2 separate regions of the Mus musculus genome follow, and region 2 is linked to region 1. A link is a loop called in an ENCODE intact Hi-C map of the cell type or tissue named here. Cell type or tissue: heart. All regions are shown on one strand. Each heading gives the region's core, and the rest is flanking DNA. Links, peaks and the distances in the headings are about the cores only. Region 1 overlaps Plxna4 (plexin A4). Region 2 holds the start of Plxna4os1 (plexin A4, opposite strand 1).

Region 1 (8,514 bases), core at 3,798-6,297:
AAATCATGTCATCTCTACACAGTGTCACTCATAAGCAGATGGTAGCATTTTTCACACACACACACACACAAAATGCTCTTAAAACTTTACCATATTGTATTTAAAAAAAAAAGGAAAGGAAAAGGAGGGGAAATATGTACTTTATGAAGATTTTCTTGAGTTCATGGCCAGACCAGTTCAGAGCCATTGAGTTAGTTATTTTTCTTATTGTAACACAGTAAAGGTCAGGATAACCAGGTAACCACCAAGCTAAGAGTTATCACCACTCAGGAGGAATAAGAAAAGCATGGGGGTGGGGAGCAACCTCCAGAATTTCCTGGGGTACCACTGGCTTCTTCCAGTGCCCCTTTCTCAGACAGTCCCATACTTGATATACCCGACAGGGCCACTCAGGCTCACATGGTGGTAAAAGCAAAGACAGGAGTAGAGAACAAACTTTCAATCTTTCACAAGTCTTTCCTGGAGAAGGGAATAGTTTGCTCTGCTCTTCCAGCTGAATTCATGTTGCTCTGGTGGGCACAGGTCAACTGTACACCATGTGAACAAGAGCACAGCAGCTTACATGGAAGAAGGTGGGGCAGAGACCAAGATGGTCGAGCATGGGCCCTAGCACTAACAGTCATGCTGCTGCCCAATCTTCTGGGGCCATGAGTGGATAACAGTACTGAAGACTTGCACTTGCTTAGGACTATATGGGTTTTTGTGTGTATCATGCACAGACCTGGGACTGTACTATACACCCAGTAAAAGATACATAGCACCAAGCATTGCTATAATGGCCCTTGTGTATGTCTCAGGCACTGTTACTGTCAAGCTCTATGTGGAAATCTATATCCTGGCTAATAAGCATCTTCCTAAGTCTCTATGGTAGGAAAACTGAAAAAGACATGAAAGGATGAAGCCATGGGTTGAATCTGAGGGCTGTAAGGAGGAAACCATGTGAAGCTTTAGACTGGCCTAGGTGGCACCTGGAATCAGGTCAAACTTCTCCAACTCTTGGCATTCACATTCCCCCCTCCACCCGAGAGTGAAGGGGAAGGAAACTAACTTTAAGGACCAAATATAGTGATACAATACTACAACCACTGTTTCCATATCCCCAGAGTCACCTTTCCAGCTGCCAGTGTTGGCTTTCTATAAACTCTGTTTCACTCCTGTTGGTTCCATTTTACACAGAGGAAAATGGTAAAGGCCACTTGACCTGTGTTAGGGAGATTTGTAATCCCAGCCCAGGACTCCAGTGTAAGAGCACTTTGGGCCCCTTGGACACTTTACCATGGACACAAGCAAACACCTTAGAATTGCCTAACAAGTGGGAGTCTGGACTTCCTACCTCCACACCTCCCCACCCACTCACATCCACGATGCACATTTCCATTAGCTTCTTTGCCCAGTGATCTGTTGCTTTGTTATATTAGAATTGCAAACAAATGTTCTCATCCCAGCCTTCTCTCCCCCTCCCCTGCTGGCATCTAGAATTCAGCATTGATTTTCCTGGCCCCGCTCCACTGCTTGACTGACATTCCTGGATGATTCCCCCTTGGAGACCTTGAGCTGACTCAACAGGCTCTCACTAGAGCCCAGAAGGAAACAGCCAGAGATACTAAGTTAGTTTTTAATCCCTTCTTTTCCTGATCTCAAGGGCCAAGTCACAGTGGCCCGTTGACTCCATTTCTATTATCCAAATACATGATGGTTATATTCCTGCTTCAAAGTGCCCAAAAGTTGGGGAAGAGGTCCCCACAAAATTCCTGCTCCTGGGAGGTGTGAGCTTGTGAGTTTTGATCTCGCAAGTACTGATGTTTGGCATAACTTGGGTTCCTTTGGCTGAGGAGGGTACTCTGGACCAAAAATGGTTCCAAAGGTCTATGGAAGATCAGAAAGGCTTAGTGGTAAGAGGGCTGTGACATCCTGTTGTATATAGACAGGCCATAATCTCTAACCCATCATACCAGAAGGCTCATCTCAAGAAGGAGGGCCTCCCTACTAAGTACAAGAACCTAAACACACAAGGAGGCCTTTCTCCCAACTTACCATTTCTGATTCTGGTAAGTACATGGAGATCTAGGCACCAACCAGGGCAACCCTTCCCTGTTTGAGCTTCCATCCCCAATGGATGCTGACCTGCTGACCTGCTGACCTGTGGAGCACAGGACTATTAGGTTTTTAGGAATACTGGATCAGGTTGTCAAATTAATCAATAGTTTACATTCACTGTAGTAGAATTTTTACATTACAAAAACTGCATTATGCTATATACATAAGAACACATTTCCCCCAGATTTTCCAGTTGTTAATGAGGAAGATACCCAGCTTTGGTATCCGCTTAGGTGCAAAAAATAGGCACGGGAAGGATGGGTAAGATGGAGGTGAGTTGAGGAATCCACATTCTTTGATATTTTAGAAAGAACAATCTTCGATCTAAAGGTCACCCTCTTCTTAAATGCAGCTCTACTTTGCGTAGGTAATGCTTCTTCCCTGGAGAAAATAACTACTGGTCGGGCTCTGAGACCTTAGCTGGAGAGAATGATGGGAGTGGGGTCCTAGTATTTCCCAAGAACCAGAAATTGTAGATGAAAGAGCTGGCAAAGAGCTCTCAGGTGCAGATTGAATTCTGTATGCCCTTTGTCTACAGCCAGCCCTGGATCTCTTCAGCTTGTACAAATGTTTATTCTCCATAGCTAACTGATGAACTCATCAAAAGTAGAGATTGTGCCTCTATTTTTTTTATAAATCTTCCATGGGTCCTGAGTAAGGTACTGAGGACATAAACAATTAATAGATATTTAGGTTAGTAATTTACGCTGGATTCAATTATACGGGCAGCAAGCCCTTGACTTATCATCAACGATCAGACTTTGAATACCATTTTTGCAACAAAGTCAAAGTTAGCCTGCTTACTACATTGATAATCCCTGCATCAGGTACAACCTTGGCCTTATCTTTGAGTCTGGAGTTGATGCCCACGTCTTTCCTCATTCCTGCTGTGCCATTAACTGGTGTCCCTTTCTATAGTTTTCTAGCTTTCTGGTCTCTTAATCCATGTGGTTTGGGACTTGGGTTCTTAGTAAGCTGATAATAGCATGGTTTCTAATGATGTGGGACAGTGCAGCTAGACTACTCTAACTAAGAGGATCTAAACTCAAGTCAGTACAGCAAAGCAAGTGCCACCATTCAAAGGGTTCAGAAGCAAGGAGAGACCAATGGCTCAAAACCTCCTACCTTAGATGATCATTTCAGGGACACTGTACTCCAAGGAAATGAGGGGATGAAACCTGGCCCCACCAAGGAGTGAAGGGGCACTGGGCTTGCCTGTCACATACAGCCGCCTACATCTACCAAGCTCTGTAAGGTCTTCATCCAGAACCACGGGTGCAGTTCCTCCAGGGCTTGGACACAGAGCAAAGTTTTCTGACAATGCTGTTGCCTCTAATAAGACACCATCCTCTCCATTCCTCTTGGGTACCAACTCCTGCTTGTTATCTCTCAGATTTTTCTCCCATCCAGGAAGATGATGACTGTCATTTGGGTCCCTCTACATACAGATCAGCAAACTATCCACAGAAGCTGAGTGCATTCAGGCTTACACAGGAAGTTGTTAAAGGTATGGGGCTGGAATGTAGCTCTGGAACTATGTGGCCTTTTCTGTTCCTTGCTGTCATTACTTAGTGTTTGTCTTCCTAAAACTGAGAGACAACAACAAAGCCCCAGTCTCTCCTTGTTTTCTAGGAATCCATACCACATGGTTCCCAAAGGATGGAGAATGTTCCCACCTGCAGACAAGTCTTCCCACAGAGGCAGATGTTATCTCAGGCTGCATCAGAAAGCCTAGACCATAAATGATTCTGAAACATGAGTTCTGTTGTTAATGGGGAGCTCAAAGGGTCCGTTAATTCCATTACTGCCTCGGCAGCAGCAATGACTCTCATTTCCTTTGTCTCCTTTTCCTCCCCATCTCCAGTCATTCAGTTCAAATAAAACTGGGATAGGGGTGGGGCACCAAGACCAGAACCCTACCATGCCTGAATCAGGTGAACACTCCAGCATTCTCGAAGCAAAAGAATCTTCTCAACCTGCTATAGAATCAAAGCCTTACCATCCCTCAAAAGCTCCCCCTGCCCGTGGTGGGTCTCATTAGCTCTTTCTTAGGAATTCGAGACTAGTTTTTGCATATCCTTGAGTAAGATCTGTATTCTACATTGACCTGGAGTGCTCTGGGCAAGTTAGTGGCCCAGAGGCTCAGCTATATAGAGCAGTTGCTATGTCTCTGTTTTCACCACTCAGGATACCAGCAGAGGTTAATTGTTTCAAACTCACCCAATCACTCAAGGTTTAGAAACCTCCAGAAAGAATACCGACACTTTTAGGTCACCTTGCCTTTATATCTTAGCCTGTGAGGTATGGAATGTATGAGTTCGAAGATCCTACTTGCTACCGTACACATTTAAAACCTGAGATGGGTTCTTCCACCCCACAGGAGACCATGTCTCAAAGGAAATGGAGAGACTAGATCTGGCCAGCCCTGCTCTCTCCAAGTCAGGCTCACTCTCTACAGCTGAGGCCTCAGGTATCCTTGGCTGGGGAATGACTCTGGGCTAGCTGGATTCTCCACCTGTATGCATATGTATTCATTCTCTCTCTCTCTCTCTCTCTCTCTCTCTCTCTCTCTCTCTCTCTCCCACCCCCTACACTCCTGTGTTCCCTGTATTACCATGGACAGCTATGGTGGTATCCATCAGCACTTTCACCAACAAGAACCCATGTGCTGAGCAACGCAGAAGGCATTTGGGAGCCAGACGATGACGGGGATGATGAATGCAGTCCCCAGAAAAATCCAGGAGCTAAAGAACACACAGAAAAAAAATGCGTATTTAAAAACAGAAAAGTCTATTCCCACGTGGAATCTTTAGAGCTTCTTACATTGTTTTCTTATGACAAGGGAGTGGGGGTGGGGAGATGTGCTTTTTTTTTTTTTTAATTGATGTCTGTGCTTTGATGTGCCTGGTGGACTGGGCAGGTGACAAAATGTCTCTGCCTTGGAGAGTCTGTCTAGGAGAAGAAGGCAAGTGGCTGGTCTGTGGGCCCAGTGAGACTTCACGTGACCGAGCATAACCAGGCTCTGACACTGCATCGGCAGCCTGGAACAGACTGGGCATGTCAGACACCGCAGAGGCAGAGCTGTACAAGTTGTGTGTTTATTGGTTGGAAGTACTTTCCTGGAGATAGAGCCAATGATCTCCCTCTTCCGTAAATTAACAAACTGCTGTTTCCTTTATCCTCCGTGTGCACATTCTTCCTAAAAGGAAACTCAGAGCATCAGAAACCGAAGCATGACATCACACTTCCTTCCCCACCAAGCCCCTCCCATTCCAGAAGGGAACACTGGGAGGACACTCAAGAGGGTCTCAGCCTTTTCTCTGTTCTATTTTTAGTTCGGATCTGGCTTCTCCATGGGAGTCAGAACGAAGGCAAGAAGATGCTTTTCCTCCCCTGCTCTGACCACGGGACCATTTCCAAAAGAACTCGAAAATGTTTATCTGTCATCATCTTCCACAGCAAGGCATTCTGGCACTGTGCATTGAGCAAGAAGAATCAGACCAGCATGGCGAGATGGAAGAGCAAGGAATGAAAGGCCAACCACCTGCCTCCTGCATTTGTGTCCCGTCCTCTACGATGCTTTTCAAGTTTTTTCAGGCCTTTCCCACACAGGGAGCTTCAAACATGCCCACCTCTACCAAGCACATATAAGCAAGAAGGAAAGGAAGTGAAATATTCTGACACAGGAAAAATCCAATGGTAGCCACGGTGGGTTGGAGGGAGAGAGGGAAATGCTTAAAAAGGCACAGTAGAGATAGTTTCTAATCTCAGATCCTCCCTGAAATGGTTCCTGGAGAACAGCCACATGCACAGAGCACTGCATGCCAGGTGAGGGCCAAGGTTCTAGCTCCATGGAGTCCTACCAATCATGCCCATAGAGAAAGAAGCAAAGAAAGGCAGACCTGCTATCTGCCTATGAGCAACTCTATTCCAGTCCAAGTTTTCTCGGCTGGGAAGGGGAAGGGGCCAGGAGACATGAGCATCGATGCAAGGGTCAGAGAAACAAGTATCAGCTGCAAGGAGGCTCCCAAGATGGTCGGAAATGAAGGTCCTAATTACATTCCTCCATTGGTGATGACCTTGGGTCACCACACACCAGCAATTATTTACTCTGGCAAAGTGATTAGGGAATTGGGACTAGGGAATGGATACATATTGGGATAGAGACACGTGGGGCTTCCAAAGATGAGGTGGGCAGTGGGAATGATTCTGCTTTTGCATCTGCCTTTTTCCTAATTAGGGTCACCACAAACACCAGTTAGGGAGCTGGGTATCGCCTTATCCTTTTCTGCTTAGCTAGGAGCTCAGAAATGATGAGGAAGACTGAAAAGGAGAATGATGGGTAATGGGCTAAAGAAACAACTTCTCATCCACAGATGCAGATGCAAAGAAGGTATAAGATAAAGAAATTTCAGCAAAGGATGTAAGGAAAGCATTCATATCAGAACTGTAGAGCAGGAGGTTCAGAGAGACTGGAAACACAAGGTGACAGGAAGCCTAAGCTAGGACGAACAGTGTGGTCCAGGAGGAGTCCCACACATGGTCCCTGGACCAGCAGTAACCCCCAGGAGCTTGCTAGAATGCTGACCACTCAGGCCCTACCTTAGCTCCTTTTACTCAGGAACTGCATTAGCAAATCTAGTGATATGGAAGAGACGAGGCCTCTGAAGGAGTCTCACTCATATCCTGAAAAGAAAAAGGAAAAAGCCTGCAAGGTACAGGAACTCCAGCTTCCTAGTCCGTCTTGTGCCTACCACGGTGCTTGAAGTTCATCCTTGAGGTTAGGCTGAGGCTAGGCTTGACTTTCACTGCTCTCCGGCAATGCTGTCTGCTGTAAGCAGAATCTGCATCTGAGTTCATGGTTACTTTGGAAATAGAATTAGGGTTTTTCCACGTGCTGAACAGAACCCCAGTCTTGGCTCCCTGGTGTGGACAGCAGATACTCGCTTATCCAGTGGCCAACTGAGCTCCATGTGTTTATTATAACCTCACCATATATTGTATGCTGTATACTATAGAAGTCACCAATACTGCAATTGGAAGTCAGGGGTGCTTAGTGTACCTACTATGTGTTAGGGCATGTCTTGGGAACTTTGCACACATTGCCTCACTCAACCTATCTGATGGCAGAAGAAAGCAAGGATGTTGATCCTTGAAAAATCAAGGATGCTTAGTATGCCTACTATGTGCCAGGACATATCCCGGGAACTCCACACACATTACCTCCCTCAACCTTGCTGATGGCAAAAGAAAGCATATTCTGAGAGGTGATGTCACTTAGGGCCACATGCCAACCAAGACACATCTCAGACTTCCTATCCTTGGCTCTACATCACCCTGCCTTCTCAGTACCCTATTAGTGTTAAAATGGCAACAAGATCTCTTCATTTTCTTTGAAGTTTATTTGCAAGCCACAGAGCCAAAGCTGCTTCATTATGTATCTAGGAGGAGCTAGGTTTCTGTGAGAAACATGTGCTGGCACTAACAAAACCCAGGTTAGGGAAAAAAAATGGGAGAGAAAAAAATGCCAAAAGGGTCGAGGAGAAAACTGAGTTGGTGAGGGATTGTGCGCCTGCCTCAAGTTTATGCAGAAGCCCTAACCCCCAGGATCTCAGATCATGACTATTGTTGGAAGTGACCTTTAAAGAGGTAATTGAGTTAACATGAAATAATTAGGGCAGACCCTAGTATTAAAAGACTGGTATCCTTCCAAGTGGAGGTGTTTCGGACACAGACACACAGAGAAGGTAGATATGGAGAGAAGGCAGCAATCCTCATGCCAAGAAGAGAGGCTTTAAGAGAAACCAGTGGTGCTCACACCTTGACCTTGGACTTCCAGTCTGCCCAGTGGCCATGCCAGTGCTTTCAGACATGAACTCCATGGTTCTTTGATATAACAACCCGAGTGGATGAATATGGCCTCTCCTTGCCCACTAGAGTAGCCCACTGCCCACAGCTCCTGCAGGGTAAGCTCAATGCATCTTTCCTCTGGCTGGACCATGGATTTAGCCAGGCCTCAAGGTGATAGACTTCTCTGAGAGACATCACAGGCTGCCTTGCCTGGGCCACCTGCTGTCTTTAGCATCATCTGACTCTGTCTGTACCTGTGATGCAGGTACTTAGGGGGCCATAGCAGCCACCTTGCTGTCTGCTTCCTTTCCAACAGGTGCCAGTGGGTATGTGAAGCCCGAGGTTGGAGACCTACACAGTAGAGATAGAATATTTCCTTCTAGAGGATATGTTTTTCCAGGGGCTCAGAGGTGTACTGCCTTTAAGTATGGTTTTAGGGAACTGGAGAGAGACAGCTGGCAGCCCAAAGCATAAAATAAAAAAAAGAATGGGAAGACCAATACATATTGAATTGTGTCAAACTAAATCATGCTCATACACATAAATACTACCCTCACATACATACCT
Region 2 (8,514 bases), core at 2,131-4,630, 51 kb after region 1:
GACTGTAGTCATCCACTTAGTTACTAATGCATCATCTCAGAGTGATTCTTTATTGTGTCCTTTTTTAATGGAACTGTAGGGAAAATGAATGTGTACAGAGGAATGGAGGGAGAGGCAGCAAGACACAGCCACAGTAACCTAGTTAGACAAATATGTTATTGAAAGGATTCAGTGCAAAGTGTCTGGGGGCTGGAAAAACAACCCAACAAATTGTAGCCAAGGTTCCCAAGAATCAAGAGCCCTGCTTTCAGGAATCTCATAAAGGATGGGAGGGGCTAAATATCAGGGCAGAAGAAGGCCAATTGTGTCCCAGAAGCTCCGTGGGGAGTAGGGGCAGCTTCCAAAGCTTAATTATTCTACTTCTGTACCTATGGAGCAATGGAAGCCACAAACCAAGGCAACCAAAGAAAGCAAAGGTTTCTTTTTATACTAATGTTGAAACCTCGGTATCTTTGGGTACCAAACTGTGGCCCAATGTCATCGGGCATCCGAGGAGTCTTTTGATAGTCATGATAACAAGCTAGTCTTCTAATAGGGTAGCATGACTACTAATTTCTAATATATTCCCAAGAGAGGGGCAGTAACCCTGACATGCTTTCTGCAAGCCAGGCCATAGCCAACATCAAGTGTTTGCCATGTCCCCTCCAAAGGGTTGCTGAGCAGCACCACCAGAGAGCAGCTCAGTCAGGAACCTGGGGGCTGGACCCATGACCTTCTCCTCATTAGCCCAGCTGCTGAGGACCCCAAGTTCCTCCCTCTAATAAGTAGCCAGGGAATGGCACAATGGAGGTCTGCACAGGCCACAGCTATGAACCAGCTTGGCAAGAGAGTCAGATCTCTGCAGGTGGCAACTAGGCTGGGAGCAAATCTAGTGGCCTCTCCCCCCCCCCCCAACGACCGGACCCCTGGGGACTCCCAGAGAAGTTTCTCAGCCTTGTGGGCAGTACCAGCCAAACTCCACCAGGAAGCTTCCATCCCCTTCTAGACCTTAGCTTTACCCGCCCCTAGCAGCTGCCTGTCAGGGGCAGATAAATCCCATACAAAACCACCCATCCATCCCAGCTCTTGCTCCCCCTCCCAGAGTTTAAGGCAGGCAGCCACAGCCACCATTCGAACTATAATTGAGGTGAGGATTGCCACGATGATTAAGTTTGTGTGTTTCCTGGCGGGTACAGGGAAGCAGTGGCCCTGCTCACCAGGCTGAATTATGGGGTAGGTCATTCCCTTGTTAGTGGGGATAAATTTTATTAGCTCCACTCATGTTGCCGTGTATCTTCCTCTCTTGCTCCTCCGGCCTGTGTGTCTGGGTAATGTCGCCTGCATGCAGGATAAATCAGGAGAACAGATCCCATTATATTTTGGAACACTGACAGAGACATAGTAATGACACGGAGAACGATACTGGTTTTCTTTGCTCTCAGGGATGCCGATGTGTGTCTGTGGACAGCATAGGGGGCCAGACTCACTAGGGAGAAGGACCTAAATGGACAGATAGAATGAGGAAAGTGCCCTTGGTTGTCTCTTCCTTCTCTAACTTTGTTAACGAAATGAGAGCAGTTGCCAGTGTGTGGATGTGTGATCATTCCCTTCAGCCTTACAAAATTAAAGGACACTGGAGAGGCAAAGCAAAGAGTGTAGCTTAAAAGATGTCTTTTCCTGGCACAGTGTCTGAGCCCCCATCACGTGTGCATAGAGAAAGGAAGACAGGCCAGCAAACAAGCACATCCTAGGGACTAAGACACCGAATGCAACCTCAGTTATATACAGTCCAAACCTCTCCAAAGAAGATAATGATGGTGTAAATCCATCAATAAACCACGGGGACAGTATAACCAGAAGTGGGGGTGCAGGGTGGGGTTGGGATCATTTGCATTCATCAAGGGGTTCTAAGGGCCTTCCCTTACTTTCTAATAACATCGGTGTGTTTCTTTTTTGCTTTTTATGGAATATATACTGTCTCACCAACTCCTTCCTTAGCATAAAATTAGAGCAGAAGGGGAACTGTTTACTGGCCTTTTGATAGTTCATGAGCAGGTGCTGGCTGAGGCCCAAAGGTCAGGACTCCCTGGCCAGCATCCTTGCCAAGATACCACCCTGTGTAGATGAAATGAATTAAAGGGAACTCTACATCTGGGGTGATTGGTGAGGTACATTCATGTGTTGATGGATAAGATGTCCAACATCCCATTTCAGTCTGTGCTATGCCCACTGAATGAGTCTCATGTGTACAAATACACATACACACTTGTATACGTATGAGAGAGAAATATCACCGTGTTCATGGCTGAGGGTCCTGTGTGAGCAGGAGAGGAAAGAAGCCACAAAGATAAAACAGAGGTGATGAAACATGAAGATAGTGGTTTAGAGCAAGACAAGGAGAAGCAACAAGAGGGGAGATGGACACACGGAAGTTGTGTGCACATGCGGGCATATTTACCAGTGTGCATGACATTGTGCCGAACCTGCAAAGTAATGTCTCAGCAGGGTGAGGATCCATGTCCTTAAGTCATAGCTCAGAAACTTATAGACTGAGTCTCTTGAATGTGTCTGTTTTAAAATTTGTGTGATTCTTGGGTCCCCCCCCCCCAATACACACACACACACTGACCTGCTGGCCTCCCAAGTGGCATCTTGGGAGAACACCATACGCCAACCTTGGACTTCCTCCCACCAGATCTAGCTCATCCCCCAGGACTTGGCCATCATCACATGACCTCAAAAGATCCAGATGGGACTTCTACTGCAATTCCTCCTGACCAAGAATGCCTTTAGACCTGGATGCCTAGTACTGGAGCTACATTGTGGGGAGACATGGGGGTGGGCAGGGAGGGAACTTCTGTCTTGGGGTTGCCTTACCACTGGCATTTGAAGTTTAAATAAGGAAATTGTGTACTCAAAGGGCTTACAAGGAGTGAGGGCTTGCAATGTGTACCTATTTCACGAACTTGTTTAGTGGTTTGTAGTGTTGACAAGATTGGTTGGAATGAGAAGGGGGGCAGGGTGTGGAAGAGGAGGAGTTCCTGGACCAAGGGAGTGTGAGTGCCAAGCAAAGAGAGGAACCCTTGCCTCTCACCATAACAGGAAACAAACCCATGTAGTCAGAGTCCAGCTTCCTGCTGACAGAGAAACGAAAACAGCACAAGCAGACCGGCTGAGGCTGGCCTGGGACAGCTGCCTGGCTATTCCGGATGCTCGTTTTCACGGGGTTCAGGATCTCAGGCGCCAGGCAAACCTGAGTGACCAGCTATGCTGGGACACAAGGCCAGCATGAGTGCAAGGGGATAACCCTGCCTACTTCCTAGGACTACCTGCTGTGTCTGGGAATCAGTTGAATCACACAGCATGTAGGGATGGAGTCCTCCTTCATATCAACGGTGTATGCTGTTGGGCAGAAAGTGAAAATGAAGCTTGTTCTTGTACCTCTGGGACCCCCATGGAACTGGTAAGGCCAGTGGGTAAACCTTCAAGTCATATGGGAGCTTGGCCCAGCCATAGTTCTTCCAGAAAGGCCTCTGGAATCTTGGGAGAAGTTTGCAGACTGCATTAACTTGGAGAGTCCCATTTGTACCCAATACTCAGTGTCTAGGACCACACATTCCTAGATGGTCCTTGCACAGGAACCTTGCCAACCCAGACAAGTTCTACTGGCCTTGCACTGAGACATGCTATGGGAGAAGTAGTGGGCTTGAGATTCAGACACACAGTATGCTCTAGACTGTAGAACATACTTAGCATTAATTACATAATACTAACCTCAGTGCTTGACTCTCTGTCCCTCTATGCCCTTGGGGATTGGAGCCTGACTATTCTGTTGCTCTGTAGGACTCTGGGAACAATGAAAGAGGGGCATGAAGCACATTGCACACTGGCAGGGCAGGGCTATGCAAAGCTGTGGTGGTCCTCACCGTCTACCCCCAGTATGAGGGCCTGATAGGTGACTGGTGATGATTCAAAGTAAGAGTCCCTGCCCCATGGACCCACTTGTTTGTTGTTTGTTTGGTTTGGGTTGGGTTGGGTTGGGTTGGGTTTGGGTTTTTTGGTTTTGGGTTTTTTTTTTTCCTAGCAGAAGGTCACTCTGAGGTCAAAACTCACAGAGAAGAGGAAGTGGTCTGTATCCACTCTGTGTCTGCTTCCCACTATCAGCCCTAGACTGGTCCTGCCGGGTGCTTCTCAGCTGGTTTCAAACTCAGACTTCAGGAAATGGAGTGATAGACACTCCCTTGACTACAACCTTTGTCCCATCTACAGGGTGTAGTGATCCACTTCCCTTTCACATTCCTGGAGACTGAGGTCTTTCCTTGATCTTGGCCAGTCTGTTGCCTAGTTGCCTAAAACATTCCCAGGATTTAAGATGTTTTCTCTACTCCTTGACTTACTTGGAGCCAGAGGCTAGGGCTCTATAAGGGAACTCAGCAAACTAAAGAGGGAGAAGAATGTAGGGAGCCACGTCTAGGACAACCCCTAGACTCATGAAGGACACAGACCCTTAGCTCGCAACAATGTCCTCCCCAAAGTGGGCTGTCTATTTCATATTAGAACTGTCAAGTTTCTGTGGGAAAGGCTGGCCATCACAGAGTCCTAGCATAAGACAGAAAAGGTAGATTCTCGGTCCCATAGCCTTAGAGGTGTGTGCTCTATAAGCAGAGATTTGCAGAGACCCTTTGAAGTAGGCTACAAAGGGGGCCAGAGCCAGGATCAGTGGTGAGAAGCTACAGAAATACAAATTAAATCAAATTGGTTAACCCTCCTAGATGCCTTCCTAACAAATTGGCCTCAGGTTAGACTCCTTGAGTCCCAGCACAACCTAAGACCCCAGCCATATCTTTCTAGCTCTCTTATGCCTAGGCTCTCAATGAGATCTTCTGAGCATTGTATAGGTTCTACTGCCTTCATTATTAGGTCCTTTTTCCATTTGGATTAGAGATGAACAGGACACAGGAAAAGAAAGGCTCAGAAAGCAAAGTTGGAGGATGCTTCCATCCCCAAACACCTAAAGATGCCTCACCAGCTCCCACAGTGTCTATATCCAACACAGCCCAGGCACTGACACTTGCAAATGTTTCTATACTCATAGCCACTCAGTCATAGGAGACCACTCCTGGCCGTTCCCAGCCTCTCTTCTGACATGAATACAGCCAGTCTTCCTCGCCCATGGAGAAGCAGAAGCACCATTGAGTTCTCTGATAGTTGCAATCAGAAGGCTCTGGATTCATGAGTTAGGCAAGTGACCCAGGGTCAGACCACTCTCAGCTCTGAGTTCAGGAGAAGAAATATAGGTGTCAGGAAATGGAAAAGGCCATATAAGCTCAATAAATATCTTCTGATAGGCATTCTAATTTTCATAATCAGAATAAAGTGTATAATCAAAACAAATCTCTGGTCATATCCCCTTTGTAAACTCTCCAAGTTATAACTACAATAAAACCCACAGGTATTCCCACCCTCCAAACACAAACCCTTAAAGTCAACCTCTTAAGTTGTAGCCTCCTTTGGTTATCTCCAGCAACAGCAACTGCAATGATAAGTTTTATGTCAGCTTGACACAGCTAGATTGAAGAATTCTCAATAGAGTAAAGCCTCCATAAGATTCGCTTGTGAGCACATCAGTAGTGCATTATCTTGGTTGATGATTGATAAGGGAGGGCCTACCACCACTTCTAGGCTAGTGGTCCTGGGTGCTACACAAAGCCATCTGAGCAAGCCATAAGAGCAAGCCGCCTCCATGGCCTCTGAATTAGCTCTTGTTTCCACCCTGGCTTCCCTTAGTGATGGACTATGATATGGAACTGTGTGTTTGAATAAACCCCTTTCTCTCCAACTTACCTCTGATTGTGGCATTTATCTCAGTAATAGAAACTCTAACTAAGACACGGTCTGAGACTCGGTTCCCACTTTACAGACCCTGAGGGAGCTCCAGATTCAGAGCCAAAAGAAGATTCCAGAGTTCACCTTGTCCCTTCTGTCTCTAGACTGGAAGAAACAACAGAACTGGAGATGGGTCACAGGAAAGCAGGATGCCAACATAGCTGACACCGGGGACAGTGTGGCAGGACTGTCTGGCTGATGCTGACATTGTGTGCCCTCCGGGACATGTGTGGTCTGAGCTGAGCCCAAATGAATTGTAACCAGAGAGCCTGAGCAAAGGAACGTGGGTATCAAGCAAATCAAAGGAAACCGATACTGTGCATTAGAAGCTGGCCTGGCCTCCTTTAGCCTGGCTGGGAGACAGCCCTAGCCCTGTGCGCTTTCTGGCCTCCCCCTCCCTATTCTCAGCTCTGAACTCTCCTCTAACTTGAAAGAGCTAATTAAAGCCAAAAGAAAAAAAAATCAAAAGCTTGTTATCTGGCTCCATTACTCCCAGTCCTGGCATTGGTCTGCCTCGCCAAGCTGTACTCCCTCTGTTTGCTCCAAGGATACCGTGCAGTGTTAGGACCTACTGCTCTGTAGGCCTCTGTGGTGAACTTGGCTTTTGTATTACGGCAGAAGTGAGAACAGGATAGATACCAGTCAAATGGACCCCTACAGATGCTGTTGCTTCCCAAAGCCAAGCCCAGAACAATTTTCTAGTAAGTTTTCTAAAGAAAACTGTCAGAGAAAACTTCCCAAACCCTCTGATCTCAAAAGAACTATCTGTTTGGTGATTATACTACCATGCAATCTTCAGGCATGAGCAATGTCTGCACATGGGTGTGTAAATGCATTGGTGGAGATATGTATTGCATTGTATTCAAGTGTGTCAGAGAACTCAAATATAAAATGAATCTTTAAAGAAGGCACTGTGGGTTGAAGTTCTCTCCCTTCCAAATGCAAATATAGATTTAAATTTGATTGCATTTTAATAGCATCAAGAGAACCTGGGTAATAGGTCTGGGGAGGAGCTCGGGGGTTAAAGCACTTGTTATATAGGTGTGAACCCTGATTTTGGATTTACAGAATCCTATGTAAACACTGGGTGGACATAGCAGCCCACCTATGATTCCAGCCTTGAAGGCCCCTGAACAAGCTGGCTAGCAAAACTAGCCATATTGCTGAGCTCTGTGTTTTACTGAAAGACGCTAATCTCAAAGAGTAAGGTGGAAGGGTGTTTGAAAATGATTTCCCATATCAACCTTGGGACCTATACATACACTGGGTCTACACAATTATAGCCTCTCCCAGAATATATAGAAAAATAAAAGAAGAGGTCAGATAGTTAAGAGATGATTAGTGTGTGGGTTCATTTGTTGTTGTTGTTTTATTTTGCTTTTGTTTTTCAAGACACGGTTTCTCTTCATAGCCCTGGATGTCCTAGAATTCACTAGGTAGAACAGTCTGGGCTCTTAAATTAACAAAGATCCACCTCTCTCTGCCTCCTAAATTCTGGGATTAAAGGCATGTGCCACCACTCCTGGCTTGGATTAATTCTTTTATTGTAGGAGTGGGTTAAGAATGAGATGAGCTGTCTATTTCTTTCTCTTGCCTTGCCTGCATCCTCCTGTCATGTTGTGATGCAGCAAGTGGGACCTCAACAAATGTACACACTTGGTTGTAGACTATGGCAACCTCCGAAACTATTTGAAATATATTTCTGCTCACAATTAGTGATTCAGTCTTGTCATTCCACTAGAGAAGTATGAGGGTTCTCTATACTTATCTTCTACTGTTTTCCCCAGCTAACCTGTGTTTAAGTGTTCAATACACACACACACACACACACACACACAGAGAGAGAGAGAGAGAGAGAGAGAGAGAGAGAGAGAGAGAGAGAGAGAGAGCACAGCACAAATATGGTTTATCATTGACCACCTACACTTAGGAACACTTCAGAGTTCCCCAAGTTCATAACATCCCCATAGACCCTCTTGACTATATCATCTACCACCCAAAATAAATGGCTCCAGGATTCTTGCCTTGAATTCCCTTCCTGAAAGACTGTGACTTGTAGGCTGAAATAAACCCTTTCCTCCCCAAGTTGCTTTTAGTTGTGGTCTTTATCCTAGCAATAGAAACCTAACTAAGAAAGACCTCTTTTCCATGGCACTATGAGCAAAGAAGATATTTTATAAATTGGTTGATCTCATTTTATCTCCCCTTTACTCTCATTTGCCATTTTAAGAGACATGCAAGGGGCTAAATAAAACCATAATTCTCTGAAATCCCATGTCTATCTCAAATACAAAAGACTTCCCATGTTAGCAACTGCCTTTCTTGAATCTTCCATCATTTTACTAAGCTTCTCCACCAGGTCAAAATATAAAGAACATCAACCTCACACGTTTCCATCCAAACACTGCTGTCCTGTTGCTCATAGCCAACAAGAGACCAGAATGAGGTGCCTATAAGAAATACACATTTTAGCTCTAGCTGATGCCTTCATACTAAAGATGCTTTGCTGGTGACAGTCCAAATTAATGAGACCCAAAATGGAGACCCATTGAAATGCCATTAGAGGCTACAAAGCTGGGGTCTTTATCACCCACCGTCCAGGCCCACAAGATCCCTTCTCACTCACCGCACTGCTGCAAGGGATGTCCT

What was found. A loop is a pair of places that touch in the nucleus more often than their neighbours do. Peaks named below come from ENCODE experiments on the same cell type or tissue, not always from the same donor. Only the 100,000 strongest peaks of a DNase experiment are listed, where the experiment ranks them.
Region 2: a loop joins it to region 1, with 6 times the contacts of the local background. A loop is called at or near these places in 3 of 42 quality-filtered maps.

The regions. Positions count from the first base shown.
Region 1 is chr6:32,455,357-32,463,870 of GRCm38, forward strand. The region is part of intron 3 of Plxna4 (plexin A4); the gene reads right to left. Among named protein-coding and RNA genes, the nearest start is that of Plxna4os1, 52 kb to the right of the region's middle. In heart, for the core only: no CTCF peak of the experiment used is centred there; a DNase peak (open chromatin) is centred at 5,245; H3K27ac peaks cover 1,829 bases.
Region 2 is chr6:32,508,004-32,516,517 of GRCm38, forward strand. It overlaps Plxna4 (plexin A4), which reads right to left. Exons shown (of 32, transcript NM_175750.3): 2 at 8,492-8,514. Plxna4os1 (plexin A4, opposite strand 1) reads left to right here and starts at 3,138. Exons shown (of 2, transcript NR_040277.1): 1 at 3,138-3,442; 2 at 5,970-7,573. In heart, for the core only: no CTCF peak of the experiment used is centred there; DNase peaks (open chromatin) are centred at 2,688, 3,198 and 4,198; H3K27ac peaks cover 1,429 bases.